2 separate regions of the Homo sapiens genome follow, and region 1 is linked to region 2. Evidence: read pairs that join two places in POLR2A ChIA-PET (ENCODE). Cell type or tissue: OCI-LY7. All regions are shown on one strand. Each heading gives the region's core, and the rest is flanking DNA. Links, peaks and the distances in the headings are about the cores only. Region 1 holds the start of ZNF90 (zinc finger protein 90). Region 2 holds the start of ZNF714 (zinc finger protein 714).

Evidence for each region. ChIA-PET counts read pairs that join two places held together with the same protein. Peaks named below come from ENCODE experiments on the same cell type or tissue, not always from the same donor. Only the 100,000 strongest peaks of a DNase experiment are listed, where the experiment ranks them.
Region 1: POLR2A ChIA-PET joins it to region 2 with 15 read pairs; 3 of 35 experiments call an interaction of 5 or more read pairs at or near these places.

The regions. Positions count from the first base shown.
Region 1 is chr19:20,071,004-20,086,519 of GRCh38, forward strand. It overlaps ZNF90 (zinc finger protein 90), which reads left to right and starts at 6,997. Exons shown (of 4, transcript NM_007138.2): 1 at 6,997-7,132. The coding sequence starts at 7,130. It also overlaps the pseudogene RPS8P11. RefSeq lists enhancers at 6,940-7,419, 11,033-11,888. In OCI-LY7, for the core only: CTCF peaks have their summits at 7,331 (motif pointing right) and 7,531; DNase peaks (open chromatin) are centred at 6,918 and 7,258; H3K4me3 peaks cover 2,059 bases; H3K27ac peaks cover 817 bases.
Region 2 is chr19:21,075,502-21,091,017 of GRCh38, forward strand. ZNF714 (zinc finger protein 714) reads left to right here and starts at 6,702. Exons shown (of 5, transcript NM_182515.4): 1 at 6,702-6,847; 2 at 8,477-8,568. RefSeq lists an enhancer at 7,041-7,190. In OCI-LY7, for the core only: no CTCF peak of the experiment used is centred there; DNase peaks (open chromatin) are centred at 6,620 and 6,960; H3K4me3 peaks cover 2,021 bases; H3K27ac peaks cover 1,748 bases.

The sequences.
Region 1 (15,516 bases), core at 4,986-9,985, 1.0 Mb before region 2:
AGTGCTTCATTAAAAGGGTTCTTCTCCCCATGCACTGGATGAGACCCCTCAACAGGGGTTGTCAGGCACCCTATACAGGAGTGATCCTACTGGCTTCAGGTTGGTGCCTCTTGAGGTCAGAGATCCCAGAGGAAGGTGCAGACACTCTTCTTTACTGCTCTGCAGCCTCCTTGAGTGACCTCTCCAGGCACTGGAGTGAACCAGATGAATAGGGCCTGAGGTGAACCCCTAGCAAGGTGCAGCAACCCTACAGAAGAGGGACCTGACCACTGAATGAAAAACAAACAAACAGAAAGCAGCAACAACAGCATCAACAAGAAAAAAATATACCCAGAAAAATCCCACCCAAGGCTGCACATGGTGGCTCACACCATAATCCAAATACTTTGGGAGGTTGAGGCGGGCAGAGCACTTGAGGTCAAGAGTTTGAGACCAGCCTGGCCAACGTGGTGAAACCTGGTCTCTACTAAAAAAAATACAAAAATTAGCCAGGCGTGGTGGTGCACGCCTGTTGTCCCAGCTACTTGGGAGTCTGAGACATGAGAATCACTTGAACCTTGGAGGCGGAAGTTGCAGGGAGCCAAGATCCTGCCACTGCACTCCAGCCTGGGTGACAGAGCAAGACTCTGTCTCAAACAAAACAAAACAAAACAAAAAAATCCAAGGGTCAGCAGCCTCAAAGATCAAAACTAGACAAACTCATGAAGATGAGAAAGAATCAACAAAAAAACATTGAGAGGCTAGAGTGCCTCTTCTCCAAATGATCAAAATGTTTCTTCAGCAAGGGTACAGAACTGGACAGAGGATGAGATGCAGGAATTGACAGAAGTAGGCTTCAGAAGATGGGTAATAAAAAAACTCTGCTGAGCCAAAGGAACATGTTCTAACCCAATATAAAGAAGCTAAGAACCTTGATAAAAGGTTAGAGGAGCCGGGCGCGGTGGCTCACGCCTGTAATCCCAGCACTCCGGGAGGCCGAGGCGGGCGGATCACGAGGTCAGGAGATGGAGACCATCCTGGCTAACAAGGTGAAACCCCGTCACTACTAAAAAATACAAAAAAAATTAGCCAGGCATGGTGGCGGGAGCCTGTAGTCCCAGCTACTCGGGAGGCAGAGGCAGGAGAATGGCGTGAACCCGGGAGGCGGAGCTTGCAGTGAGCTGAGATCACGCCACTGCACTCCAGACTGGGCGAAAGAGCAAGACTCCGTCTCAAAAAAAAAAAAAAAAAAAAAGGTTAGAGGAACTGCTAACTATAATAACAAGTTTGGAGAGGAACATAAATGATCTGATGGAGCTGAAAAACACAGCACGAGAACTTCATGAAGCATACAAAAGTATCAGTAGCCGAACTGACCAAGCAGAAGAAAGAATATCAGTATTTGAAGACCACCTTGTCAAAATAAGGCATGCAGACAAGATTAAAGAAAAAAGAATAAAAAGGAACAAAGAAAGCCTCTGACAAATATGGTGTTCTGTGAAGGAAACACATGAGGGTAGAAGAAAAGACACCTACACAATACCTTTAAGGGTAAACAAGCTTTATCCCACATAAATGGCAATGCAGATATAAGTAAATTTTTTTTTTTTTTTTGAGACGGAGTCTCACTCTGTCACCCAGGCTGGAGTGCAGTGGCGCGATCTCGGCTCACTGCAAGCTCCACCTCCCGGGTTCACGCCATTCTCCTGCCTCAACGTTCTGAGTAGCTGGGACCACAGGCACGTGCCACCATGCCCGGCTGATTTTTTGTATTTTTAGTAGAGACGGGGTTTCACCGTGGTCTCGATCTCCTGACCTCCTGATCCGACCGCGTTGGCCTCCCAAAGTGCTGGGATTACAAGCGTGAGCCACCGCGCCCGGCCAAGTAAATTGATATAAGAAAATTGCAATGGAAAGGGGAGAAGGAAAAAGATATATATATATACACACACACACACATAAATATATATATATACACACATATAAATATATATATACATACACACATAAATATATGTACATATATATACACTCACCAGACTATGGAGGATTCATCGCCACACCGGAATGCAACAACCTGGGCTCCAGAGTCAGCCACCCATCCATGCAAGGACAAGGAGAGGTCTCTTTAAGCTTTAGTGCGTTCTGGGGCTCTAGGTCATTTTGTAACAAGTTGTTTGGCATGAGGCACAGTGGAGGGCCCTTGAGACTGGGCTCAAGGAACACAAAAAGTTAACTTGTTTTTGCAATTGGCTATTGTTTTTCAATAACAATATAAAGGAATAGATTGAAATCGAGATTTCTCTGAAACAACTCTAGATGAATGCATCAAGGGGCTCGCAGAACCTATTCTCAGGCTTGGTGACCATCGTTTGTGTCCACATTCAATTCAATTCAAATTTAACTTTTTCTCCACCTTTGGCCTCAATTGGATACTCAATTGTAGGAAAATACCCTTACAGATACATAGGGAAGGCATAGTCGATATAGATTACAGATACAGGGTAAGGACAGGAGAATTAAAAGCACAATTAATAAAAACCACACCCAGCATGGCTTTCTAAGGAGAGTCATATTGTGAGAATTGCCAGGGATATACACACCACATTTAGCATGCAATATGGCACAAATCCCTCCTTGGGCTGCGGTAAGCATATCTAATGCCATTTGATTTTGCAACACAACAGTACTCAGCTGAGCAAATTTATCTGGTAACAACATAAGTCTAGTGCTAATATCATTAAGAGCTTTTTCTACATATAACCTTAATATTTTAGTTTGTTGCTGAAGCAGGATTGTACCAGTGGCAGGGGAGAATACTGTGATAGGGTACTGCCACCAGGGAGGCCAGGGAGGCTGGCACATTCATAACCAGTGATGTTTGTAAGTATCTAAATTACTTGGGAGAGGAATATTAACCCGGATGGTGAATGGAATTAATGGCTATCCCCAAGTTCATCTCCCTGTCCAGTGTGGGGACAGGTATCACCACTCATAGGATCTGCATACCCAGAGGGCTCCCCCAGGGGACAGCAATGGAGCTACTGTAATCACAGTGTACTCATGTATTATTAAAGTAGGAAAGAGATTGTGGTTCACTGGGGGCAATGTTGATTTGGAGTATGTGTTGACAATTGTCTGGAGAAACCCCAGAGTAATATTAGAGGAACCTTTTAAGGCCTCCAGACTAAGCGGGGGCTATAGGGAATCCAGGCACCAGCACAGCTGGTTTCCAAAATATACCATTCCAGGAATATTGGGCAGGATACCAAGGCTTTTGATGAAAGGAGAATGTGGAGTTCACCTTTTGTCTGACTTGGGCAAAGATAGATTGCTTAGTGTGGTCAAAGGAAGTACAGGTTGGACTACAAGTGTTGTTGTGACCCCGTTGGTAACTACATAGCCATTCAGAAATGTTGTCAGGATGATTCTCCAAGGTAGCCCATTCCTGGCGGCCTTTGGCAACTCGACGTATAGAAAACATTGTCTGTGATTGGCTTCTATTGCAGCGGTGGCTACCCAGTTCATGAATTTATTCTTGGCCTCAGACACAAAGACACAGGTGCTGACCATTAGTAGATAGATTATTCCCTGTAATAACAAAAAAGGATAGGAACATCATATTGTTTTTCATCTTTAGGAAATTGTACTATGCCTTCATTTTCTGTTTTCACAGCTACAAGGTCACCAGACTTAGGGGTGGGATCTGATGGATGCTGTACCCATATATTGGCTCCAGGATTTAAGCTACATGAACCAGTGGATCTGAATCCCCGAGTTCTGTATGTAGCCTCTGTTGGGACAGAGATTTCCTCAGGGGTTAATTGTTGACAAGGTACCACTAATAATTGAGCAACCCACATTTGTGGTTTTATAGCAAAAGAATCTGGAGTGGTATTGTATAAAACAACCTTTAACTCTCCCCAGTAATCACCATCAATTATACCACCAAACACTATAATGCCTCTCATTGCAAGGCTTGAACACATTGTAATCCATTCATCCACATTCAAATTTGCATTTATGGTGGAAATTTTGGCCTGTCGATCTTCCTGCTGATTAAATAGTCTGTCAAGAAAAGCAGAGATGCATGAGCATCATCATGGAAAACAGATCCAGGAGTGGTGGCCCAAGCCTGTACTTCTACCAATTTGGGAGGCTGAGGTGGGTTGTTCACGAGGTCAGGAGATTGAGACCACCCTGGTGAACACAGTGAAACCCCGCCTCTACTAGAGAAGTACAAAAATTAGCTGGGCGTGGCGGTGCATGCCTGTAATCCCAGCTACTCGGGAGGCTGAGGCAGGAGAATCACTTGAACCTGGGAGGCAGAGGTTGCAGTGAGCTGAGACTCAGCCACTGCACTCAAGCCTGGTGACCCGAGACTGAGCCACTGTACTCCAGCCTGGTGACAGAGCTAGACTCCGTGTCAAAAAAAATAAATTAATTAATACAGGAAAACAATGATAATGGTAGTGTGTACCAGAATTCATGTATCTTCCCAGTATTGTTTTCCCCATACCTCTTTATTCCCAATTAACCATTTGTTTTGTTGTCATTGGGGCATCCAGGTAGTAAGACCATTTGCTACTGAGCAAGAGTTGGTATACAAGTGACAAATCCTTCTTCCTTCCTTTCGAAGAGCTCAGAGGATGTCTACTAGTTCAGTTAACTGGCTGCTCCCACCCCTTTCTTCATCAGAAATGGTTATGTTTTTCGGTTGTTTGTTTTTGAGATGGAGTCTCAGTCTGTCACATAGGCTGGAGTGCAGTGGTGAGACCTCAGCTCATTGCAACCTCTGCCTCCTGGGATTCCAGTGATTCTCCTGCCTCAGCCCCCTGAGTAGCTGGGATTATAGATGCATGCCACCACACCTGGCTAGTTTTTGTATTTTTAGTAGAGATGGGGTTTCATCATGTTGGCCAGCCTGGTCTCAAACTTCTGACCTCGTGATCCACACATCTTGGCCTCCTGTGGATTTTGAGGGAACTCGTGACCTAAATCATAACAGGAAATTTAGGCCTCATAAAGACATCATGGTTAAAGCAGAGGTGTTTTGTTTCCAGTAAAGTCCAATAGCAAGCTAACAATTGTGCACAGGTGAGGAGAGCTGTCACGAAGCTTTGGCGCAGTCTGGGACCCTAGCTCTTTTGTAATGAGTTGTTTGGCACGAGGCTTAGTCATGAGGACCCTTCGCGACTGAGCTGAAGAAACACAAAAAGGTCACTTGTTTTTGGGATTGTCTGTTGTTTTTCAAGAACGAATGTATAGGAATAGATTGAAATACAGATTTCTCTGAAACAGCGCTGGATGAACGCCTCTAGGGGCTCACACAACCTGTTCCCGGACTTGGTGACCATTGTTTGTGTCCACGTTCAATTAGCACAAATTTATTATTTAACTTTGACTCCACACCAGACTATGGAGGATTCACCACCAGACCGGAAAGCAACAGGATGGGCTCCAGAGTTGGCCACCCATCGGTGCACAGACCAGGAGAGGTATAATGACGCTTCTGCGCGGTCTGGGAACCTAGCTCTTTTTGTAACGAGTTGTTCAGCATGAGGCCTAGTCACCAGGGCCCTTCATGACTGGTCTCAAGGAACACAGAAAGGTCAACTTGTTTTTGTGATTGTCTATTGTTTTTCTTTTTCTTTCTTTCTTTTTTTTTTTTTTTTTTGAGACGGAGTCTCGCTCTGTCGCCCAGGCTGGAGTGCAGTGGCGCGATCTCGGCTCACTCCAAGTTCCGCCTCCCAGGTTCACACCATTCTCCTGCCTCAGCTTCCCGACTAGCTGGGACTACAGGCGCCTGCCACCAGGCCTGGCTAATTTTTTGTATTTCTAGTAGAGACGGGGTTTCAGCGTGTTAGCCAGCATGGTCTTGATCTCCTGACCTCGTGACCCGCCCGCCTCAGCCTCCCAAAGTGCTGAGATTACAGGCGTGAGCCACCGCGCCCGGCCTTGTCTATTGTTTTTCAATAACGAATGTATAGGAATAGATTGAATAGATTGACATAGAGATTTCTCTAAAATAGCACTGGATGAACGCCTCAAGGGGCTCACACAACCTCTTCCAGGACTTGGTGACCATTGTTTGTGTCCACGTTCAATTGAGTTCAAATTAAATATTTAACTTTTCCTCCACAAATTCCCCTGTCTTGATGAATTGGTTTTGTCTGGGCAAAGGGCAAGGTAAACTCCTTGGGCGGTTACACAACCTCCACCTCCTAGGTTCAAGAGATTCTCCTGCCTCAGCCTTCGGTGTAGCTGGGACTACAGGTGTGCACCAGCACGCCCAGGTAAGGTTTTGTATTTTTAGTAGAAATGGGGTTTCACCGTGTTGGCCAGGGTGGTCTTGAACTCCTGACCTCAAGTGATTCGCCCTCTTTGGCTTCCCAAAGTGCTGGAATTACAGGCGTGAGCCACCGCGCCTGGCCCTAAATGATTTCCTTTCTGTCTCCTATAACAGTTTGAAATTACTTAAAAGTTGTTTCAAATTGAAAAAATAAAAAGAATGTAGATAAAAATAAAATATAAAAAGTTAAAAAAATTACATTAGATTACAAAATATATATGATGTATATGTAAGTCTCGAGAGGTCAAAAATGACAAATTTGATTTACTTACAAGGTTTTATTAAAATTAGCTTTCGTATTGATAATACACTATTACCAAAGTAAAAGTTTTCTCTTGAACAAAAATTTTTTGTATTATTAATATGACAGCCAAATACTTCTGTTCACCTTTTGAATACATTCAAAAAGAGAAAGAGTAAAAAAGAATTTTCCCATGCTCTCCGGTGGGCCTGGCTCAGCTCAAGGAGGAAGCCCGGCCTGAAAAGGCTGCAGCTGAGGCTGTGACTCTTTCTTCACTCAGCCCAGCATGTGATCACATCTTCTGTCACTCAGGGACTGAGGAGGCGGGGCCTTAAGCATTATCCAATCAGGGACGCTGGGTTGGAAACCGTCCAATCATGCAGGCAGCTGGAGCGAAGAGGAAGGCTTTCGGGTTTGGCGCGGCCATTTGTCTCTTGCTGCAGCTGGTGCTCCAAATCTGGTCTTAGCTGCTTCGTGTCTTCTTCTCCAGCCTCTGTGGCCCTGTGACCTGCAGGTATTGGGAGATCCACAGCTGAGGGACCCCCGGAAGCCTAGAAATGGTGAGAGTGCCTTTCCAGCATTCCGAGAGAGGGGAGGGACTGGTTGGAACCGATGGGAAGTGGCTGTGGCGGGACTTAGGCCTCCCCGCAGTCAGCTCCACAATCTGCGACCGACTTCTCCTTGCCCAGTTCGGCCTCAGTCCCCTTCAGCCATAAGATGGCAACAGCGCCGACAGCCGGGCCCCGCGGCGTCCTGTCTCTTCCCTGCCCTGGCCTGGAGCCCTCTCTGGGCAGCTCTGCACCCACAGCGCTGCGTCTCTCCCAGATTGTGCAGGGAGCACGGGAGGGTTCTCGGGGGAGAATCCTGACTCGGGGTGCAGGTTCATGAATGGGAAGAGCTTTGGTCCATGGGGTTGACAGTTTCTCTTTTCTCCTATTAAAAACTTATGGGGCCGGTCGCTGTGGTTCATGCCTGTAATCCCAGCATTTTGGGAGGTCGAGGCGAGCGGATCACTTGAGGTAAAGGGTTGTTAGTACAACGTAGTTCTTCTTCAAAGACGCAACTTCCTGGTCATAAGTTGGAAAAGTTGTAAATCACCCCTACCCCTTCTTCTCCCTTCTCCTTTTCTCACAAATCGCGCATTACCCGATTTGGAAAAAGCTTGAGTGTAAGCCAACCGGGATCAGCTTAGATTGTGCGGTCTGACCCCAGCCAATGGAGGGAAAACAAAAACAGAACTGCATTAGGGCTAATAACCCCTTCCCGGCCAGGCGCGGTGGCTCCTGCCTGTAATTTCAGCACTTTGGGGCGCCGAGGCGGGCGGATCACGTGGTCAAATTTCTAGACCAGCCTATCCAACGTGGTGAAACCTCTCTCTACTAAAAATACAAAAATTAGCCTGGAGTGGTGCCAAGCGCCTGTAATCCCAGCAACTTGGGAGGCTGAGGCCCGAGAATTGCTTGAACTCGGGAGGCAGAGGTTGCAGTGAGCTGAGATCCCTCCATCGCGCTCCAGCATGCGCGACAGAGGGAGAGTCCTCAAAAAAAAAAAAAAAAAAAAAAGTAAGCATCTTAAAATTTCCATCCTTTATGTAAACACTGTGTTTTAGTAACTTCACTGTATTTTCCAACACTTAGTTTCAAAAACCCAGTGAATAACTCTGGCATGGAAATTAAAGCTTGAACCTAGTGATTCCGAGCTAAGGCTAATATTAAGCCTGCAAAAGGAGGGTTTTTTTTTTTTTTTTGAGATGGAGTTTGTCCAGGCAGATGCAGTTAAGATTAAGATGAAAGGAAACTGGATGGGTCTTACTGATAATGATGTTATTGTTTTGAGGCACTTGTTTGACTTTGTAAAATAAAAACGTTAGATTTATGGAAAAAAATGAATTCCAAAAACATATTGCAACAGGAGGAAGTACCAACAAAGTATAACGTCTTTATGGCTTGCAAAAACGTAGGCAGAAAAGTGCTTTCTTCCCTAGGGAGGAGCAAAGAAGTTTAGAAAGGAGGTGGGAGGGGAATGGCAAATGGAGGGTGCAAAAGTCAGATTTTATATCAGAGAATGTCTTACTCTGAAATCAGCATGTTCTTAGGAGGGATGTAAAATGTGGTTGTATGTTGACTCAGACTGAGGGTAGCTCAAAGTTCAGGAGCTTGAGGGAGGCATATAAGCTTAAGAAAAGTTTCATTGAGAAATATTTTGTTTTAGGCCAGGCGCGGTGGCTCACGCCTGTAATCTCATCTGCTCGGCCACCCTGTCCCGGCCCTGAAGCGATGTAAGCAAGAAGCTGCCCTGCTGGAACTGCTCCTTCGGGAGACTGCTGATTTTGGCATTCTTTTTCCTTTCATCGTATTTCCTCTTTTTTTTTTTTTTTGAGATGAAGTTTCTCTCTTATTGCCCAGGCTGGAGTGCAATGGCACAATCTCGGCTCACTGCAACCTCCGCCTCCTGGGTTCAAGCGATTCTCCTGCCTCAGCCTCCCGAGTAGCTGGGATTACAGGCATGCACCACCACACCTGGCTAATTTTGTATTTTTAGTAGAGACAGAGTTTCTCCATGTTGAGGCTGCAAGAATTGCAGGTCAGCAAGAATTGCTGCCCAGGGGCAGCACATAATGGGACTAGTACCACCGTCCTGACGGTGTGCTGTTGATGAGCACGATGCAATTCTTCACCAGGGTCTTGGTACGGACTAGCTCGTTATTAGATGTATTGTAGACAACATGGACGATCCTTGTTTTACCAGTACAACACTCTGAGCCACAGGAGAAATTCCCCCGTCCAGCCTCAGGGCACCGTATTTCTTCTTACCTCCCCACAAACGGACTGTGTGGATGCGGCGGGGGCCAATCTTGGTGTTGGCAGCCGGGCGCCACAACTCATCCTTCTGCTTCTTGTGGTAGGGCTTTCTCTTGCCCCTGGACTTGCAGCGTTTGTGCCAGTTGTCCCAAGAGATGCCCATCTCTCAGCGCTGGCTGGAAAGAGTTCTCTTTTCTTTGATCTATGCATTTCTTCCATTTGGCTTTTCCTGGGCCACATCTTATACATTAAACCGGTAAACATCACTACAGTGTTTTCCTGAGTTCTGTGAATAGCTCTAGCAAATTATTTGGGTGTCCCCAATTTTCAAACAATAGGTGAGAAGCATAGATGGGCCATGGGGTTTGTGACTGGCATCTGCAGTGAGGACAATGTTGTGGGACTGAGCACTGAAACGGGGTCTGTGCTGACTCTGGGTGGTGTCAGATTTCAAATGTTAGATAATGAGTTGTTGTTGGAGAGTTGTTTGACGTTCAGCAAACTCTGCAGATTTGGTGCCAGCAAAAGATATCACGGAGGCCTGGCCTGGAATAAAACTCTGGGTGTTTGGGAATAGGAGGCTCTCCTGTACACAGGCTGTCACACTGCCCATTGTCCTGTGATTCCAGATCTTCTCCCAGGGTGACAGAGGACTGAAAACTTAGAGGAAAAGAGCTCTGATGACAGACACCCCCCTTTTCTTGCAAGTGCCACAATAGGATTCCCACCTACTCACAAACACACACACTAGACATAGACGTGCCCATACTCCTCCCAGGACTAGGCACCACCTTCAGGAACTTCATTATGCCATTTTTTTTTCTTTTTCTGAGACAGAGTCTTGCTCTTTTGCCCAGGCTGGAGTGCAGTGGTGCCATCTCGGCTCACTTCAACCTCTGCCTCCCAGGTTCCAACGATTCTTCTGCCTCAGCCTCCCAAGTGGCTGGGATTACAAGTGAGTGCCACCACACCCAGCTAATTTTTGTATTTTTAGTAGAGACTTGGTTTCACCATGTTGGCCACGCTGGTCTCAAAATCCTGACCTCATGATCCACCCACCTTGCCCTCCCAAAGTGCCGGGATTACAGGCATAAGCCATCGCACCCAGCCAGCATTTTTGATCCTAGTGTTTCTTGCCAAGAACCCACAAGTGTCTACAAGTCTCCTGGCATATCCCCACCCCCAGACACTGAATCTGCAGCAGCAACCTATTTTCTCCATCAACCTAAAGGTCTGGACCTCCTCTTTATAATCTCATCTGCCTGCATGCATACAGAAATAAATCAGAGTGTGGCCCCACCTGGGCCACTATCTGTAGCGAAAATCAGTCTGTTCATCTACATTGCAGTCTTTCCCACACAGGGATTTGTTTTTTTTCTTTCTTTCTTTCTTCTTTTTTTTTTTTTGAGATGGCGTCTCGCTCTGTCATCCAGGCTGGAGTGCAGTGGCGAGATCTCGGCTCACTGCAAGGTCTGCCTCCCAGGTTCACACTATTCTCCTGCCTCAGCCTGCTGAGCAGCTGGGACTACAGGCACGTGCCACTACCCCCGGCTAATTTTTTGTATTTTTAGTAGAGACGGGGTTTCACCATGTTAGCCAGGAGGGTCTCGATCTCCTGACCTCGTGATCCACCCGCCTCGGCCTCCTAAAGTGCTGGGATTACAGGCGTGAGCCACCGCGCCTGGCCTGTTTTTTTTTCTTGTAGCTTTTATTTTTGGTTTAGGGTACACATATGGGTTTGTTATACAGCTAAAATTATGTCATGGGGGTTTGGTGTGCAGATTTTATCACTGAGATACTACGTATAGCACCAAACATGTCTGTTTTCTGATCCTCATGGTCCTCCCACTCTCCACCCTCTACTAGGTCTCAGTGTCTGTTATTCTCCTGTTGTGTTCATGTGTTCTTATTATTTAGCTCTTACTTATAAATAATAACATGCATTTGGTTTTCTGTTTCTGCATTTGTGGGGAAAAGAGAGATCAGACTGTTACTGTGTCTATGTAGAAAGAAGTAGACATAAGAGACTCCATTTTGTTCTGTACTAAGAAAAATTCTTCTGCCTTGAGATACTGTTAATCTGTAACCCTACCCGCTACCCTGTGCTTGCAGGAACATGTGCTGTGTCCACTCAAGGTTTAATGGATTTAGGGCTATGCAGGATGTGCTTTGTTAAACAAATGCTTGAAGGCAGCATGCTTGTTAAAAGTCATCACCACTCCCTAATCTCAAGTGCCCAGGGACACAAAACACTGTGGAAGGCCGCAGGGACCTCTGCCTAGGAAAGCCAGGTATTGTGCAAGGTTTTTCCCCATGTGATAGTCTGAAATATGACCTCATGGCAAGGGAAAGACCTGACCATCCCCCAGCCCGACACCCATAAAGGGTCTGTGCTGAGGAGGATTAGTAAAAGAGAAAGTCCTCTTTGCAGTTGAGATAAGAGGAAGGCATCTGTCTCCTGCTCCTCCCTGGGCAATGGAATGTCTCAGTGTAAAACCTGATTGTATATTCCATCTACTGAGATAGGAGAAAACCCCCTTAACGCTGGAGGTGAGACGTGCTGGTGGCAATACTGCTCTTTAATGCACCAGATATGTTTATGTATGTGCACATCAAAACACAGCACATTTTCTAACCTTGTTTCTGACACTGAGACATTTCTTCACGTTTTCCTGCTGACCCTTCCCCCGCTATTACCCTATTGTCCTGCCACATCTCCCTCTCTGAGATGGTAGTGATAATGATCAGTAAATAACTAGGGAACTCAGAGACTGGTGCCGGTGCCGGTCCTCCATCTGCTGAGCTCTTGTCCCCTGGGCCCACTTTTCTTTCTCTATACTTTGTCTCTGTGTCTCTTTCTTTTCTCAGTCTCTAGTCCCACCCGATGAGAAATACTCACAGGTGTGGAGGGGCAGGCCACCCCTTTAGCATTAGTTTTCTTTTTTTTTTGTTTTTTGTTTTGTTTTTTGAGATGAAGTTTTGCTCTTGTTGCCCAGGCTGCAGTGTAATGTTGCGATCTCGGCTCATTGCAACCTTTGACTCCTGGGTTCTAGCGATTCTCCTGCCTCAGCCTCCCAAGTAGCTAGTATTATAGGCGTGCACCACCACGTTTGGCTAATTTTGTGTTTTTAGTAGCAACAGGGTTTCTCCATGTTGGTCAGGATGGTCTTAAGCTCCCGACCTCAGGTGATTATCCCACTTCAGCCTCCCAAAGTGCTGGGATTACAGGCCTGAGCCACCACGCCCAGGCTCTGCATTAGTTTTCTAAGAATAATGATCTCCAGCATCATCGATGTTATTGCAAAGGACATAATCATTTCTTTTAATGGCCACAGAGTATTCATGATGTTTATGTATCATATTTTGTTTTTACTAAATCTTTTATTTTTGGAGACAGGGTCTTACTTATTGTTCAGGCTAGAGTGCTGTGGCATGATACTGACATACATTAGCCTGAACCTTTCAGGCTCAAGCAATTCTCTCCTACCTCATCCTCACAAGTAGCTGGGACTACACATTTGCGTTACCACCCCTGGCCAATTTTTCTTTTTGTATTTTTTGTGGAGACAGGATTTTGCCATGTTGCTTAGGCTGGTCCCAAACTTCTAAACTCAGGCAATCCAACTGCCTTGGCCTCCCAAAATGCTGGGAGGACGGGCATGAGCCACCACATTTGACCATACCATATTTTCTTTTTTTTTTTTTGAGACGGAGTCTCCCAGGCTGGAGTGCAGTGGTGCGATCTTGGCTCACTGCAAACTCCACCTCCCAGGTTCAAGCAATTCTCCTGCCTCAGCCTTCTGTGTAGCTGGGACTACAGGTGCTGGCCACCACGCATGGCAAATTTTTTTTGTATTTTTAGTAGAGACGGGGTTTCACCATATTGGTCAGGCTGGTCTCGAACTCCTGACCTCTGGTGATCCGCCCGGGTCAGCCTCCCAAAGTGCTGGGATTACAGGCATGAGCCACTGCGCCAGGCTGACCATACCATATTTTCTTTATCCAGTCTACCATTGATAGGCATTTACAGCCTGTCCATGTCTTTGCTATTGTGAATAGTGCTGCAATGAACATGCATGTGGGTATGTCTTTATGATATAATAATTTATATTTCTTTGGCTATATACCCAGTTGTGGGGCTCCTGGGTCAAATGAGGATTCTGTTTTTAGTTCTGTGAGGAATCGCCACACTGCTTTTTACAGTTTTTGAACTAATTTACACTCCCACCAGAAGAGTATAAGCATTCCCTTTTCTCTGCAACCTTGCCAGCATCTGTTATTTTTTGACTTTTTAAAAATAGCCATTCTGACTGGTGTGTGGTGGTGTCTCATTGTGATTTTTCTTTTAATTTCTCTAATGATTAGCGATGACCACTTTTTTTCATATGCTAGTTAGCTTCATATATGTCTTCTTTTGAAAAGCATCTGTTCATATATTTTGCCTAATTTTTAATGAGGTTGTTCGGTTTTTTCTTGTAAGCTTGTAGGTTGTCTGTTTACTCTGTTGATAGTTTCCTTTCTGTTAGGAAGCTCTTAAGTTCAAATGGGTCCCATTGGTCAATTTTTGCTTTTGTTGCAGTAGCTTTTGGTAGCTTCCTCATGAAGTCTTTCCCAGTTTTTATGTCTAGAATGGTATTTCCTAGGTTATCATGGCTGGGTTTCTTATAATTTTAAGTTTTTCATTTAATTTTTTAATTTATCTTCAGTTGATTTTTGTAAATCAAAATGAAATGAAAGGGTCCAGTTTCTGTCTTCTACATAGTGTTAGGTATTTATTCCAGCACCATTTATGAAACAATTCTTCCCACATTCCTCTTGACAGCTTTGTCAGAAATCTGATGGCGGTAGGAGGGTGGCATTATTTCTGGCCTCTCTGTTCTGTTGCATTGGTCTTTTTTTTTTAGACGGAGTCTCGCTCTTTGGCCGAGACTGGAGTGCAGTGGCCCGATCTCGGCTCACTGCAAGCTCCGCCTCCCGGGTTCATGCCATTCTCCTGCCTCAGCCTCCCGAATAGCTGGGACTACAGGTGCCTGCCACCGCGCCCGGCTAATTTTTTTGTATTTTTAGTAGAGATGGGGTTTCACCGGGCTAGCCAGGATGGTCTCGATCTCCTGACCTCGTGATCTGCCCGCCTCGGCCTCCCAAAGTGCTGGGATTACAGGCTTGAGCCACCGCGCCCGGCCAGTTGCATTGGTCTTATGCATTAATAAGTTTCATATAATATCTTTCTCTCTTTTGGTTTTTCCCTCATAAACCTTCTTTCAAGTGCATACATTGTACAAATTTCAGATGTCCAAGAGTTCAAAACTCTTTGAAAACTTCCAAAAATGTTTTTGCTATTCCCTCTTTTTGTAAGGAATTTAGATTATATGTAGATATTTTTCTTTGTTTTATTGAAATATATGTAAATCATATTAACAGCTAAATAAACCTTTTGTCATTTTTTCTGACTCCAGATTATCTTTATCTAGTACTTCAGATTTATTACTTTGTTTTTGCTTCCAAAATGTTTATTTTTTTCATTTTTAGTCCTTTAGACAGATTTGTTTAGATAAAAGCTCATTTTAATAGCATACAGAAGCTTAGCACAAAGAGAATTAAATTTAGCAATACAGAATGATAAAGACTAAAAGATACTAAATTTCTTTGTCAGAAACCTGATGATCCAAGGTAATTATCCAATATTTGCAGGCTGAAGCACTTGTACTGCAAAAGCAAGAACAGTTCAGTGCATAAACTGAACAGTGCAGTCTGTAGTTGTACCTTGCTTTCTATTACTTCATAACAATTAGTATAGTTATGTGTAATGTTTGCAGACTACCTGCATTCATATAAATTAAACAGTATTTTCTTTTCTTTTTTTTTTTTTTTTTTTTTTGAGACAGAGTCTCACTCTTGCCCAGGCTGGAGTTCAGTGGCGTAATTTCAGCTCACTGCAACCGCTGCCTCCCGGGTTGAAGTGATTCTCCTGCCTCAGCCTCCAGAATAGCTGGGATTACAGGTGTGCCCAACCATGCCTGTCTAAATTATTGTATTTATAGTAGGGATGGTGTGTTATCATGTTCACCAGCTTAATCTTGAATCCTTGACCTCAGGTGATCCACCCGCCTCAGCCTCCTAAAGTGCTGGGATTACAGGGGTGA
Region 2 (15,516 bases), core at 3,546-8,545:
GAGATGAGGTTTCATCATCTTGGCCAGGCTGGTCTTGAACTCCTGACATCAGGTGATCCACCCGCCTTGGCCTCCCAAAGTGCTGAGATTACAGGCATGAGCCACCGCACCCGGCCACCTATGTGTACTTCTAATCTTGAGAGGAGATTTCTGTAGAAGGCTATTTATATTTGTTAACAGTGTTGTTCATGTGTTATATTTTCTTGCTGATATTCTGTCTAGTTTTTCTATTATTTAAATTCAGGTAGAAAAGTTTCTGATCTGACAACCTCGGCCATTGGATTTAATTATTTAACCCATTCATAGCCAATGATATTATCAATATAGTTGGATTTACACTGGCCATTATGCTTTTTGCTTTTTTTCTTTTTGAGATGGAGTCTTGCTCTGTCGCCCAGGCTGGAGTGCAGTGGCGCTATCTCCGCTCACTGCAAGCTCCGCCTCCTAAGTTCATACCATTCTCCTCCCTCAGCCTCCCGTGTAGCTGGGACCACAGGTGCCCACCACCACACCCGGCTAATTTTTTGTATTTTTAGTAGAGATGGGGTTTCACCGTGGTCTCGATCTCCTGACCTCGTGATCCGCTTGCCTCGGCCTCCCAAAGTGCTGGGATTACAGGCATGAGCCACCGCACCCGGCCTCTTTTTCTTTTTTCTTTTCTTTTTTTTTTTTTTTTTTGAGACAAAGTCTCACTCTATCACCCAGGCTGGAGTGCAGTAGTGTGATCTCCACTCACTGCAACTTCCACCTCCTGGGTTCAAACACTTCTCCTGCCTCAGCCTCCAGAGTAGCTGGGATTACAGGCACCCACCAGCATGCTGGCTAATTTTTGTATTTTTAGTAGGGACGGGGTTTCACCATGTTGGCCAGGCTGGTCTCGAACTCCTGACCTCAGGTGATCCACCCACCTCAGCCTCCCAAAGTGCTGGGATTATAGGTGTAAGCCACCATGCCCAGCATATTTTTATTCTTCCTTTACTGCTTTCTTTTATATTAGATACTTCCCATATAATATTTAAATTTCTATAGTGATTGTTTATGTTTTTGCAGTTACTTTCTTTTTTTTTTTTTTTTTTTTTGAGACGGAGTCTTGCCCTGTCGCCCAGACTGGAGTGCAGTGGCTTGATCTTGGCTCACTGAAACCTCTGTCTCCCGGGTTCAAATGATTCTTCTGTCTCAGCCTCCTGAGTAGCTGAGAATACAGGCACCTGCCACCACGCCCAGCTAATTTTTTTTATTTTTAATAGAGAGGGGGTTTCACCATGTTGGCCAGGCTGGTCTTGAACTCCTGACCTCATGATCTGCCCACCTTGGCCTTCCAAAGTGGTGGGATTACAGGCATGAGCCACTGCACCCAGCTACTTTCTTATTTTCTCTAGGCCTTATAACATAGATCTTTTTATAATCTGCTTCATGTTTATATTAACTTAATTCCAATGAGATATAAAAATATTACCTCTATATGGTTCTTTTGCCTTGATTTAGACTGAATTTAGTTTTTATCAAAATGTATAGGGTAAGCCCTAACCTGCAATGTGATTCTTTTTTTTTTTTTTGTATTTTAGTAGAGATGGGGTTTCACCATGTTGGCCAGGATGGTCTTGATCTCCTGACCTCGTGATCTGCCTGCCTCAGCCTCCCAAAGTGCTGGGATTACAGGTGTGAGCCACCGTGCCTGGCAGAGAACAGCAATTTTAGAAAGTGATTAAGTTTAAGTAAGTTTATGTGAGTTGGATGGAAAAGCCATAGGCACTCAATGCCAGCTTGTGAAAGCAGCTGCAGGGGCTGTACTCTGCAGAGCCACAGGGGTGGAGCTGCCTAAGACCTTGGGAGCTCACCCCTTGCATCAAAGTGGCCTAGATGTGAGACGCCAAGTCAAAGGAGATTATTTTGGAACTTTAAGATTTAATGACTGCCCTGCTGGGTTTTGGAGTTTGATAGACCCAGAGCCCTTTTGCTTTGGCAAATTCTCCCTTTTGGAAGAGGAATATTTACCCAATGCCTGCACATGCATTGTATCTTGAAAGTAACTAACTTGTTTTTGATTTTACAGACTCATAGGTGGAAGAGGCTTGCCTTGTCTCAGACAAGACTTTAAACTGGACTTTTGAGTTAATACTGAAATTGGTTAAGAATTTGGGGGACTGATGTGAAGGGATGATTGTGTTTTGAAATCTGAGAAGGGCATGAGGTTTGGGAGGGCCCAGGGGCAGAATGATATCGTTTGACTCTGTATCCCCACCCAAATCTCGTGTCAAATTTTAATTGTATTAATATAGGTAGGGGTCCAGTTGTGTTCTGCATAAGATCAGCTTTAAACTTTATTTTTAAAACAAAAAAAGAGCCAATTTTTAATGATAAATTATTTTGCTTCTTATTTTTCAGTTTGGAGAACCTCTAGTATATTTATAATATTTTATAATTTATTGAATTTATGATATCTTAATACATGAGATAATTTAAATACTTTATAATATTTCAAGTGTCATTTTTTCTTATTTCGTTATGAAAATTGCTAATAGATACATTTTTTTCTGGTTATCACAAAACTATCTGAAAATGTGACATTTGCCATTTATCAAATCTTCATTGTTAATACTTTACCTGAATGGGGGCTTGTAATATGTATTATAATTTTTCATGTTGTCTTAAATTAATTCGGTTTTATTATTTTATTTTATTTAAAAAAGCTAAACTTATAAAATTGGTTGTATATTAGTTTAGGTGAAATTGCTTAGTGATGAGAGAAAAATAATTTGCAAAATATAGAGACTGGATAGTTTTTTTAATTTTTTTTTTTTTTTTTTTTTGAGACAGAGTTTCGCTCTGTCACCCCGGCTAGAGTGAAGTGGCTCCATCTCAGCTCACTGCAAGCTCCGCCTCCTGGGTTCACGCCATTCTCCTGCCTCAGCCTCCCGAGTAGCTGGGACTACAGGCGCCTGCCACGGCGCCCGGCTAATTTTTTGTATTTTTAGTAGAGGCTTGTTTTATAATTTATAATTTAGTGTTAGCCAGGATGGTCTCGATCTCCTGACCTCGTGATCTACCCGCCTCGGCCTCCCAAAGTGCTGGGATTACAGGCGTGAGCCACCGCCCCCGGCGGATAATTTTTTATAATAAAAATGTTCTTTATGTTTGCCCCTTACCATTTTTTTTTTTTTTTTTTTTTGAGATGAAGTTTTTGCTCTTGTTGCCCAGGCTGGAGTGCAGTGGCGCGATCTCGGCTCACCACAACCTCCACCTCCCAGGTTCAAGCGATTCTCTTGCCTCGGCCTCCTGAGTAGCTGGGATTACAGGAATGCGCCACCACGTGCGGCTAATTTTGTATTTTTAGTAGACGGGGTTTCTCCATGTTGGTCAGGCTAGTCTTGAACTCCTGACCTCAGGTGATCCACCCGCCTCAGCCTCCCAAAGTGTTGGGATTACAGGCGTGAGCCACTGTGCCCAGCTGCCTATACCATTTTCTTTGAAAGTTGAAGTTTTAACTCCCTAATTAGGAAACATATTCATAAATGTGACTTGTAAATACTGAAATTTGTGTTTGCTTTTTCTGCCTTCAGTAGAAATGGTGTTTTCTAGCATCTATGTCTTTTTAAAATAAAAGAGAGGATGGAAGCAGAATAGGTTGAAAATGCTATTAACAAAATGATGTTGACAGAGATGATCTATCTGGTCTACCAGGGCATAAAAATTTCAAAAATCATAATCAGTACAAAACCTCTATGTCCGTTAATATTACAGAATATTGCTTGTGTTAAAATCATTTATGTTGGCCGGGCGCAGTGGCTCACGCCTGTAATCCCAGCACTTTGGGAGGCCGAGGCAGGCAGATCACGAGGTCAAGAGATCGAGACCATCCTGGCCAACATTGTGAAACCCCGTCTCTACTAAAAATACAAAAAAAAATTAGCTGGGCGTGGTGGCGCGTGCCCATAGTTCCAGCTACTTTGGAGGCTGAAGCAGGAGAATCGCTTGAACCTGGGAGGCGGAGGTTGCAGTGAGCCGAGATCGAGCCACTGCACTCCAGCCTGGGTGACAGAGCGAGACTCCGTCTCAAAAAAAAAAAAAAAAAAAAAAAAATTATGTTAAAAACTCTGCCTCGCCGAGTGCGGTGGCTCACGCCTGTAATCCCAACATTTTGGGACGCCAAAGCAGGCGGATAACGAGGTCAGCAGTTAGAGACCAGCCTGGCCAACATGGTGAAACCCCGTCTCTACTAAAAAGACAAAAAAGTAGCCGGGCGTTGTGGCGGGCGCCTGTAGTCCCAGCTACTCCGGAGGCTCAGGCAGGAGAATGGCGTGAACCCGGGAGGCGGAGCTTGCAGTGAGCTGAGATTGTGCCACTGCACTCCAGCGTGGGTGAGAGAGCGAGACTCCGTCTCAAAACAAACAAACAAACAAACAAAAAACAAAACAAAAAAACTCTGCCTCTCATGCATTTAGTAGAGATAAAGTCAGAGGGCAGAACCCTCCGCTGATCCTTATCAGGACACCTGAAGTACAGATGATATATTTCTGTTTTCTCTCAAACTCCATATTGGATACAGTTATTCTGCTTCTAATCCATATTATTACAGTAATGCACAGACACGGGATCATAAAAGAACTTGCAAGCTTTTTAAAAAAGTGTTATATTTTACACATGTGTGTATGTATTTGTAGACAGCTCTGTCATCTTGGCCAGAGTGCAGCTCAATCAAACCTCAAAATTCTTAGCTCTCAGCCTCCTTGGTAAATGGGACTTCACGTACACACCACTACAGTGGCTAATTAATTTTTTTTTTTTTTTTTTTTTTTTGTAGAGATGGGGTCTTATTATGTTGCCCAGGCAGCTCTTTTTTTTTTTTTTTTTTTTTTTGAGACAGAGTCTCCCTCTGTCGCCAGGCTGGAGTGCAGTGGCGCGATCTCGGCTCACTGTAACCTCCGCCTCCCGGGTTCAAACGATTCTCCTGCCTCGGCCCCCCGAGTAGCTGGGAATACAGGCGTGCGGCATCACACCCAGGTAAGTTTTTGTATTTTTGGTAGAGACAGGGTTTCACCTTGTTAGCCAGGATGGTCTCGGACTCCTGACCTCTTGATCCACCCACCTCGGACTCCCAAAGTGCTGGGATTGCAGGCGTGAGCCACCGTGCCTGGGCGATTCTATTTTATTCGTTGATCTTTTGTGGTGCTTTTACAATTTTACATCTACATATTATAAATCCAGTAACAAAGAGTCATAATTGTTGCTTTTAATAGTGATAGGTTGCTTTAAAACTGAAGGGTACAATTTAGTCAGATACTTTGGTGCTATGCAAATACAATGCTTATTTTTTAAGTGTTATTTACAATTTTTACACTCCTCAGTTAACCTTGGATACAATAATAACTGGTGGTTTTGTGATGGTTTCTTTAGCATTTTATCTATGTTGATTAGTATTTGGAATTCTGTAAAAAAAAATTTCCCTATCCTTTTTTCTTTTTTATTTATTTAAAGTTTTTTGTGTATCAGTGTAAATGCATGGGTATTTATTTATTTGACTTGATTTATTTTATAGGTCAGTGCTCTAATTATTCATTTGGATGCTAACATTGTTCCAGGATGGACCATTGGGAGTTCTTTCAGGCTGGCTCCCTTTGACATGTTCCCATCATTTTTTAAAATTAAAAAAAAAGAAAGAAAAAACATTTTGAGGCTGGGTGCGGTGGCTCACGCCTGTAATCCCAACACTTTGGGAGGCCAAAGCGGGCAGATCACCTGAGGTCAGGAGTTCAGGACCAGCCTGGCCAACATGGTGAAACCCCGTGTCTACTAAAAATACAAAAAATTAGCCGAGCATGGTGGCGCGCGCCTGTGATCTCATCCAGCAGTGCTTTACTTGTAATTATTTTATTCCTGCTGCCGTCTCCTCTTTCTTTGGCCACTATCTGTTCCACCCCCGGAACGGAAGAGAGATGTTGGTAGGGAGAGGCTCTTCCTTCACCTCTGGCAGAAAAGGTTTGCTTGGGCCCTTCACACCGCTGACATCAGAGCTGCACTTCAATGTGGCAGTTATTGGCCATGTGTGGCGCCTGGTCTGAAGTGCGATGCTAGAAAGGTAAAATACAGAGTTAGTTTCAAAGATTTAGTTCCAAATATTTATATACTTTATTAATAATTACATATTTCTCACACATTAAAATGAAAATTTTTTTGATATATTGGGTTAATTAAATTGTTACAATCAATTCAACCTGTTCTTGTTTCTTTTTCAAGTTTGGCTACTAGAAAACTTAAAATTCACATATGGCTCACATTTTATTTCAGAGGATTACCTCCTTTCTAAAATCTCAGCCTGCCTGCTCAAAGACCAGAAAGAAGCCAGGAAGGTCATAAAATCTGAAATTTTAAAATAATTGTTATTATAAAATTATATTTTTTCCTTTGTGAAGAGCCATATATTATTTATAAATGCATATGACTTTACACACAAGTTTAAAGGCAAATTCCCTCTGGGGTGGGCCTGGCTCAGCTCTGGGAGGAAGCCCTGCCTGAGAAGGCTGCAGCCTAGGCTGTCACCCTTTCTTCACTCAGCCCAGCAACTGATCACATCTTCTGTCACTCAGGGCACGAGAAGGTGGGGTTTTAAAAGTTATCCAATCAGCGACGCTGGGTTGGGAACCGTCCAATCAGGCCTGCAGCTGGAGCGGACAGGACGGCTTCGGGGATGTGGCGGGGCCTTTGTCTCTCGCTGCAGCTGGAGCTGCAGGTCTCGCCTTCACTGCCCTGTGTCCTCTGCTCGCAGAGGCCCAGCCTCTGTGGCCCTGTGACCTGCAGGTATTGAGAGATCCACAGCTAAGACGCCAGGTACCCCGGAAGCCTAGAAATGGTGAGAGTGCCGGGTCCGACATCCCGAGAGAGGGGAAGGGGCGGGTTGTAAGCGGTGGGAAGTGGCTGTGGTGGGACTTAGGCCTCCCCGCAGTCAACTCTACAATCTGCGCCCGGAGTTCTCCTTGCTCAGCTCGGCCTCAGTCCCCTTCAGCCATAAGATGGCGGCTGCGCTGACTGCGGGATCCCGGGCGTCCTGTCTTTTCCCTGCGCAGTGACTGGGCCCTGACCTGGAGTCCTCTCAGGGCAGCTCTGGACCCTCAGCGGCGCGTCTCTCCCGGATTGTGCAGGGACCACTGGAGGGTCCCAGGGGTAGAATCCTGACTCGGGGTGCGGGTTTATGAATGGGTCCGTGGGGTTCCAGTTCCTCTTCTGTTGAAAATGTATGGGAGTCACCGTTAAAACACTAAAGCATTTAATCAAAGCGTGATTCAAAAATTGTGGAGCACCCAGCTGTGGTTTGTAATTTATGGTTTATGGGCGGGGCTTGAAGTAAAGACTTTTATAAACAGCATGATGAAGAAAACCAAATTCAGTAATTGGTTAGGTTCAGATACATAGTTTCTTAATTTGTAAAATAAAGGTGAAAATTTCCTGGTTATGTAATTAGATGTTAATTGGCAGTTTATAGTTGGTTAAGGATGAATTTTGTTTCTCTCAATGTAGTAATTTACTAAAAATGCACCTCAGTTAGATTTTTTTTTTTTAAGATGGAGTTTCGCTCTTGTTGCCCAGGCTGGAGTGCAATGGGGCGATCTTGTCTCACCGTAACCTCTGCCTCCCGGGTTCAAGCGATCCAATGCTTCAGCCTCCCAGGTAGCTGGGATTACAGGCATGCGCCACCACGCCCGTCTAATTTTGTGGTTTTAGTAGAGACGGGTTTCTGCATGTTGGTCAGGCTGGTCTCGAACTCCCGACCTCAGGTGATCTGCCCTCCACGGCCTCCCCAAAGTGCTGGGATTACAGGCGTGAGCCACCGCGCCCAGCCAGATTTTTTTAAAAGTAGGAATCCAGGGACTAGAGACACCTCAGTCTAATTTCCCGCCGCTTAATTATTTTCACACTCCATGGGGAACTGATTTTCTGGTGCATTTTTCAACTGTGTCCCAAGCACTGTCTTAAATCTAACCTCCCGTCCCCCATATCTCCAGCCTCACTCTGGCTTGCAGTAAGATATTAAATTTCCAGTTCCTCCTGGCATTCCCTAATGCCAGCTTTTCCTCCCTAATTCACGTTATCACCTGTTTGTCTTTTAGTGTACTTTTGTATACCATATTTTAATTAATTATTTTTTGACAAAGCTTTAAATGACGCTTTTTAAAAGGTTTGTTACCTGTTTGTAACTTTCCCATGAGAAGAAAGCAAAGAATAATCCCCTGACACTGTATTGTAAAATTTCTCTGTGCCTCTTCTCCTTGTATCTTCTCTAGGTACAAAGATCTTGTCAGAATGTTTTTGGGTCAAGGTATTCCTTTGAAACCTTTATGAGGTGATGTGTCCTCAGCCACCCTTTAGTTTTTTTCTGGTCGTGGGTTTCAGTACTGTCTGGGGATCAACCAAGATATCCACCATGGTTATGTCAGCTAAAGTGCCTAGTGAATATCAGCTTCTGGTTTATTTTCTTCCATAGGGCGACCTGAGGTCTGGAGTGTATCCTCTCAAGGGAGCAAGTGGATCCCTGGGGCAGAGAGGAAGCTTCTAGTGTACTCTTACTTTGAAAAGGTAATCAGATGCTGGTACTGAGGGGAAAACACAGAAATAACATCTGCCTCCTGGATTGTCTAAGGGGTAGAAATATAATGAAATAAATGTAGTGAAAGAAAAAATAGTGTTAAAAAGAAAAAAAAATTGTGACAGAAAAAATAGTATCCCAAAAGACCAAAAAAGAAAAAAAAAATCAAGCAAACAAACAAAAAACACAAAAAACCTGACTCCAGCAGTCAGGATTTTTTCCAGCAGTTCCATTAGCACTTAAGTTTTCCCTTTTGGAGAAGAAAAAGATCCCCATGTCCTATGGTCTTGTAGATGCCTAATTCTGTCACCCATAGCCATCAGCAAGGTTAACTGAGATGGTGTAAGAGCTTGCAAAGTAAAATGCCTCTGGAGCAGCCACCGAGAAATACTGCAGTGTCTCCTGAATGGGTGCTTCTTGAGCACATAAGTGAGTAGGAGTGGGTGGAAGAATCTCTCAAGTGACTGAATAGCCTGACTTGAAACATGAGTCACACACATCTGTTATTTAACCATCATTGCCACTTCTGGATTTGTCACCTTGAAGAGATTTGTTCACTTATTTTGACCTCAGTTTTTTAGCTGTAAATTGCATTATATTAGTAGGGCTTGAAAGGTAGGAAATTTTTTTTTTTTTTTTTTTTGAGACAGTTTCACTCTTGTTGCCCAGGCTGGAGTGCAGTGGTATGATCTCGGCTCACTGCAACCTCCACCTCCTGGGTTCAAGTGATTTTCCTGCCTCAGCTGGCCAGGCTGGTCTCAAACTCCTGACCTCAGATGATCTGCCCTCCTTGGCCTCCCAAAGTGCTGGGATAACAGGTGTGAGCCACCACGCCCGGCCAGCAGGAAAATATTTACAAAGGGCATAAAAGAGATGGGTTTTAGAAAAAGAAATTAATGCTTAATTATATATTCCATTTGTTAAAAATTCTCATTTACCTTTTTCTTTCCCAGAGTGAGTTTAAAAGGTTTCTCAGGTGTGTTTGTTTTTTATGGCTAGGTGAATTCAAACAGAATTTCAAGGCTCAGCTTTTAGAATGCTAGCTACCGAGGAAAAGAATAGGGAAAATCTCTATTCTATTTTGGCTGTAGAAAATGAATACATGTCCATAAGAAAATGTGGTAGATAATTGGTGAGTAAACATAGATTCATGAAAACATCAGTTGCTCTATCTGCAGGATAGGATTTTTGACAGTGAATATCTGTGTTCACATCCTGTTATCTTGATTTCTGAGTTTCATGCTACATTTTATGAGATGAAACTTGGTACCACCTAGAAGTGTTCCCATATGACTAATTGTTTACTACATGATTTTTAATGAAAACAATACAATAATAGATATATTTTCATAAAGGAGTAGATACTTTTGCTTTTTTTATTGAGGTATAAAATGTAAGTACCTTAAAATTTCCTTCCCTTATATGAACACTGTGTTTGAGTAATTTTGCTGGATTTTTCAAACACGTAGTTTCAAAAACCAAGTGAGTAACTCTAACATGGAAACTAAAGCTTGAGCCCAGTGTCTCAGAGCTAAGGCTAATATTGAGCCTACAAAAGGAGGTTATTAAAGGACCAGCTAGTTTATTTATGGGGGATGCTCCCCTGCAGATGTCCAGTCTGCTCACCCCAGCCATGGAAGAAGCCTTTCTGCTGACAGAGCCCTGGAAAGCTGAGGACCCACAGGCAAATGCAGTTAAGGTTAAGATGAAAGGGGACTGAGAGGGTCTTACTGATGATAAAGTTGTTATTGTTTTGAGGCAGTTTCTAGGCTTTGGAATATCAAACAAAGTTAGGTTTATGTAAAAAAAAAAAAAAGAATTCCAAAGGAGTATTGCAACAGGAAAAAGTACCAACTATAAAAATTTTAAGGATTGCATAGTTTAGGCCAACAAGGGCTTTCTTTCCTAGGGAGCAGCAAACAAGATTAGAAAGAAGGCAGGAGAGCAATGGCAAATGAAGGGTGAAAAGTCAGATTTTAAATCAGAGAATGTTTTACCATGAAATCAGCATGTTCTTAGAAGAGACATAAAATGAGATTTTATGTTGACTCAGACTGAGAATAGTTTAAAGTTCTGGGGCCTGTGAAAAATTTTATTTAGACCACTGAAGACAAATTCAGCTGAATCTTTTAATGGGAAAAAGAAGAAAATGTGCAGAGTTCTTACTAGAACAAGGTCCCAATTCAAGCCCCACAAGAGGGTTCTTGATTTCGCTCAAGAAAATATTCAGGGTGAGTCCACACAGTAAAGTAAAAGGAAGTTTATTAAGAAAGTAAAGGAATAAAATAATGGCTTACTCCATAGGCAGGGCAGCACCGAGGGCTGCTGGTTGCACATTTTTATGCTTATTTCTTGATTATATGCTAAACAAGGGGTGGATTATTTATGCCCCCCAATTTTAGACCATATACAGTAACTTCTGATGTTTCCATGGCATTTGTAAACTGTTACGACACTGGTAAGAGTGTAGCAGTGAGGGTGACCAGAGGTCACTCTCGTCACATCTTGGTTTTGGTGGGTTTTATTTGACTTCTTTACTGCAACCTGTTTTATCCGCAAGGTCTTTAAAACTTGTATCTTTTGCTGACCTTCTATCCTGTCCTGTTACTTAGAATGCCTAACCATCCAGGAATGCAGCCCAGTCAGTCTCAGCCCTATTTTATCCAGCCCCTATTCAAAATAGATTTTCTCTGGTTCCATATGCCTCTGACATCTCCCCCTTCTTTTTAACATGGGCACACTTAATCCTAAGAGTTGTAGAGGGATGAAGATTCATTTTCTGTAACTACTTCATGCTGAACAGGGGTGATGATATTTTTGCCTAACTAGTCAGAGTCTTCTTGACCCTGAAAAACAAAACAAAGGATCAGTGACATTTTATGCAAAGTCAAAAAATATAACTTCAGTCTTCTATTAGTTCAGTCCATTCAGTTAATTCCTATTCTGTTTGATAGTCATGAACATTTCAGTTCTCCATGAATACTGAAAGTTTTTTCTGTATTCTAATGTCACAATTTCTAAAGTTACAACAAACTTGCATTTGAGAACATCTGTCAAAGTCTTAAGTTAACTATAAATCATCTTTTGAAGAGGATCAACACAACTTGATTGTCTGCATGGGAAAGTCTTAGGGCAGTCTCAGCAAAAAAAAAAAAAAAAAAAAAAAACATGATCGACAAGGAAATTTGGTTAGCTCTGTGGCATAAAATAATTTTATGTAACAATTGTGATTATTAATGATATACACTTAGTCATTAGAATTACAGGAGTTTCCCATAATTTTGGAACACATACCAATAACATATTTACAAAAACAGTCCAAAAATAGTCAAACATGATTTCACATTTGACATGTTTTCTATGTGATTTTTTATACTAAATGAGCCAAATTTTACTATTATATTTGTGTATTATTAATGTCAAACCCAATTCTTAATCTTTATAGACAAACCTATCCAATTTTAGTATTTGACCGTAAGGTAATATTCTTATAAACCTTTTATAACTCTTTACAAAGTCCTTGTTGTTTAAGAGTAGATCAGTGCTTTAAGAGAAACCTGTTGTTTTTATCTCAATGTTCAATTTATAGAAAAACTGAATAATACCCATTTAACTTTATATGTTCACACACAGAAACTCTTTTGCAATTAAATTTTAGCAAATCTTTCACAATTTGTTTAAACCTTCAGTTTTATTCTAATTTAAAACAATCCTTTAACCTTTTAATCCAGGCAAAAAAGTCCACATTTCCATGTCTTCTTATAATCTTTTATCAAAAACACATTTCACTTTCTCTGCATACCTTGCATGTAAAACTGTTTTTTAGTAGTCAAAGTTACATGTTACAATGTTAACTCTTAGCAACTTTTACTTTTGATGAAACCCTTGGTAAGTAAAGGATTTTAATTACGTACTAGGCGTGGAGTCCAGGACACAGACACAAGTTTATATAAGGTCTGACTCCAGTGTATTAATAGTTAGGGGGTGTGGCTAACTTGATGTGTCCCAGGCCTTACCTAGCCGTAAAGCAGGCAAGTTGTACAGTGAACAGTGATAGTGGCATTTTGAGAAGTCTTTAAGAGGCCTAGTAACCTTTAAATTGTACAACATTTCTTGCATAAATTTCTTTTAGTGAATTATTTCATGACTTATACAGACCATCTATAATATGTTTGGACTCTCTGATTTGTCCTAAACATCCATCTTTTTAAATAACCAGTCATTTTATTTTAGGATAATAATTTACTATACAACATCTTTTCTTATATAAAATCTCTTTTCTTTATAACCTTTGTATATTTAGGGGGCATGGCTAATTCCATATGTCCCAAGGCCTTATTTGGAATCTACTGGCTTCAAGATAGGTAAATTGAACAATTTTTAAAAGTCAAAGAACCAATTTATGACCTTAAAGTATTTGGCAAATCTAATATCTGACCTATATAATTTAGATCAAATGGTTTATATTTTGAAGACATTTTTATTTTCCCAATGATCTTTAAAACTGTTTTTATTTCAAAAAGATTACTTGTCACATGAACTAAAAGGCATTGCACTTTTTACTTTTCTGACAAAATATTTGATTTAAGCTCTTATTATTTTTAAACCAATTAATCAGGGTTCTTTTATATCACACACACAGACAGAAGATTCAGTAGTTGTAAGGTTTTTCTTTGTCAGTTTCTTAATTGGATTACTAGCCCACGACCAGGAAAGCATGTAGTTTCTATGGCTTAATAAGTAAACAGCTGGACAACAAAATGGATTCCCCCTAAATTAAGGCTCCCATTTTTACATCAGATCTTGTATCTAAAAAGGAGAGAATCAGTTCATCCCAAGGGAAGTCTTATTTCTCAGTGGGACATGGGGACACCTCCATACTTCCTAAGTGGTCCAGAGTATGTTTCTCTGATCCAAATGTGAAGAGCTGAGTTTTTCCCCATAATTGCCCTTAGCCATTCCAAAAGTATATTTCTCACCCAGTTATTACATGCCAAAGTTCTTTTATAATGTGAAGTAATTCCTGATACCCCCAAAAGTAAAAAACATCAGATAATGCAATGCAAAACAGAAGAGAAACTTAGATTTTGAGAGGGATCTATTCACTTCCAATTCCTGGGGTTTCATAAGGAAAAAGAGGTGTTTCCCAAAACAGGGTCTATAGTGTCTCTTCTGTTTTTCCCAAGGAGTCCCAGGCTGCTAGAGCTTGAATATCTGCTTTTAATTAAGCTGACTTTTAACCATAGTGCTCTTTTAAAAAGTCCTTTTAAATTTCTTATTACCAGACTTTAGTCAGGTCAAACGGCCAATATCTCTGGTTTTTGAATTTTACCAAAAGTAACTTCACAGGTGTTCTGAAAAAGGAAAATTCAAGGTGGTTTCTGGAGGGGAAGAGAATCAACAAATGGTAAAGCTCACCCAAATACCAAACAAGAAAGTACTCATTCCCTAAGCTGAGAATGGAACCCTGAACCTGGGCCACCATTAATGATGGTGGAGACAAGAGAAAGTACTATCATGTGGTCACAAGGTCAAGCGTCCAAGGACATGACTGAGCACTTTGCTGGGCCATCCTGAACAGCAGCCTTAAAGGGTCCTAGGCCTGCATTCTATCCTAAGGAACCCCTCTTAATGACAGAACCATACAGAAAGACAAATTTATAGCACAGAGTACAACAGATTTGTTACAGCTTAAGACTAACCTCACAAATGCATCTCCAAATTAATTAGAACTTTACATAGGAGATAAACAGTAATTTTTTTTACCATTCATTCCATCAGTTTACATAGAGAGGCTAGAATTCTGGTAAGAAATTTGTACCCTTTTGCCAGCATGCCAGGCTTCTGGGCTTCCTTTCCCTGGGTTGCCCTAGTGACGTGGCTGGCTGCACCACAGCCCTGGGGGCCAAGCCACAATACAAAGGAAAATTATCTTTTTCTATTCTGGCCATAGCAAAATATGTGTGACAACACAGACATTAGCTACTCTCCTTAGCAACCAATATCAAATGCAACTCTTAAACTTGGCCCCAGTTGGGCCCTGTCATCATTAATTCAACCTCTGATCAGGAGTTTCAACTTGAGGCCTCTGGGCAAGATGGTTACTCTGGGAATAGAAAAGATAAGAAAGGGAAAAGAGAGAAAAAGCATTGCCTGTGGCAGGTTGGGGAAGGCAAAGAGCTCAGGGGGCCAGAGAAAGACCTACCCATTGCAGTGATAATAAAAAGTTGAGGTGGCTGCTTCTTGGTAGGAAAGATTTTTTCCAGCAGTCCCATTAGCACTTAAGTTTTCCTTTTTGGAGAAGAAAAATATCCCTATGTCCCATGGTCCTGTAGATGCCTAATTCTGTCACCCATAGCCATCAGCAAAGAGTGCAAGACAGATTAATCCAAAGAGAATAGCAATGAATATCCCGTAGTGTCAAACCAGTTCTTGCTGAGATGGATTTTACTGAGAGGTTTACCCAGGTATATGCACCCCACTCACCCAAAGTCAGCCAGTTGGTGCACACAGATGATTTTCCTTTGGGTCAGAGTACAGTCCCTTTGTGGTTGCCAGAAAGATGTTACTGGAAAGAAGTTCTGTTCCAGACCCCAAGAGAGGGTTCTTGGATCTCGCTCAAGAAAGACTTCAGGGCAAGTCCATAAAGTGAAAGCAAGTTAATTAAGAAAGTAAAGCAATAAAAGAGTGACTACTCCATAGGCAGAGCAGTCCTGAGGGCTGATGGTTGCACATTTTTATGGTTATTTCTTGATTATATGCTAAACAAGGGGTGGAATATTTATGCCTCTCCTTTTTTTTTTTTTTTTTTTTTTTTTTTTTTTGAGACAGGGTCGCGCTGTTTTGCCAGGCTGGAGTGCAGTGGCATGATCTCAGCTCACTGCAACCTCCGCCTCCCGGGTTCAAGCAATTCTCCTGCCTCAGCCACCGAAGTAGCT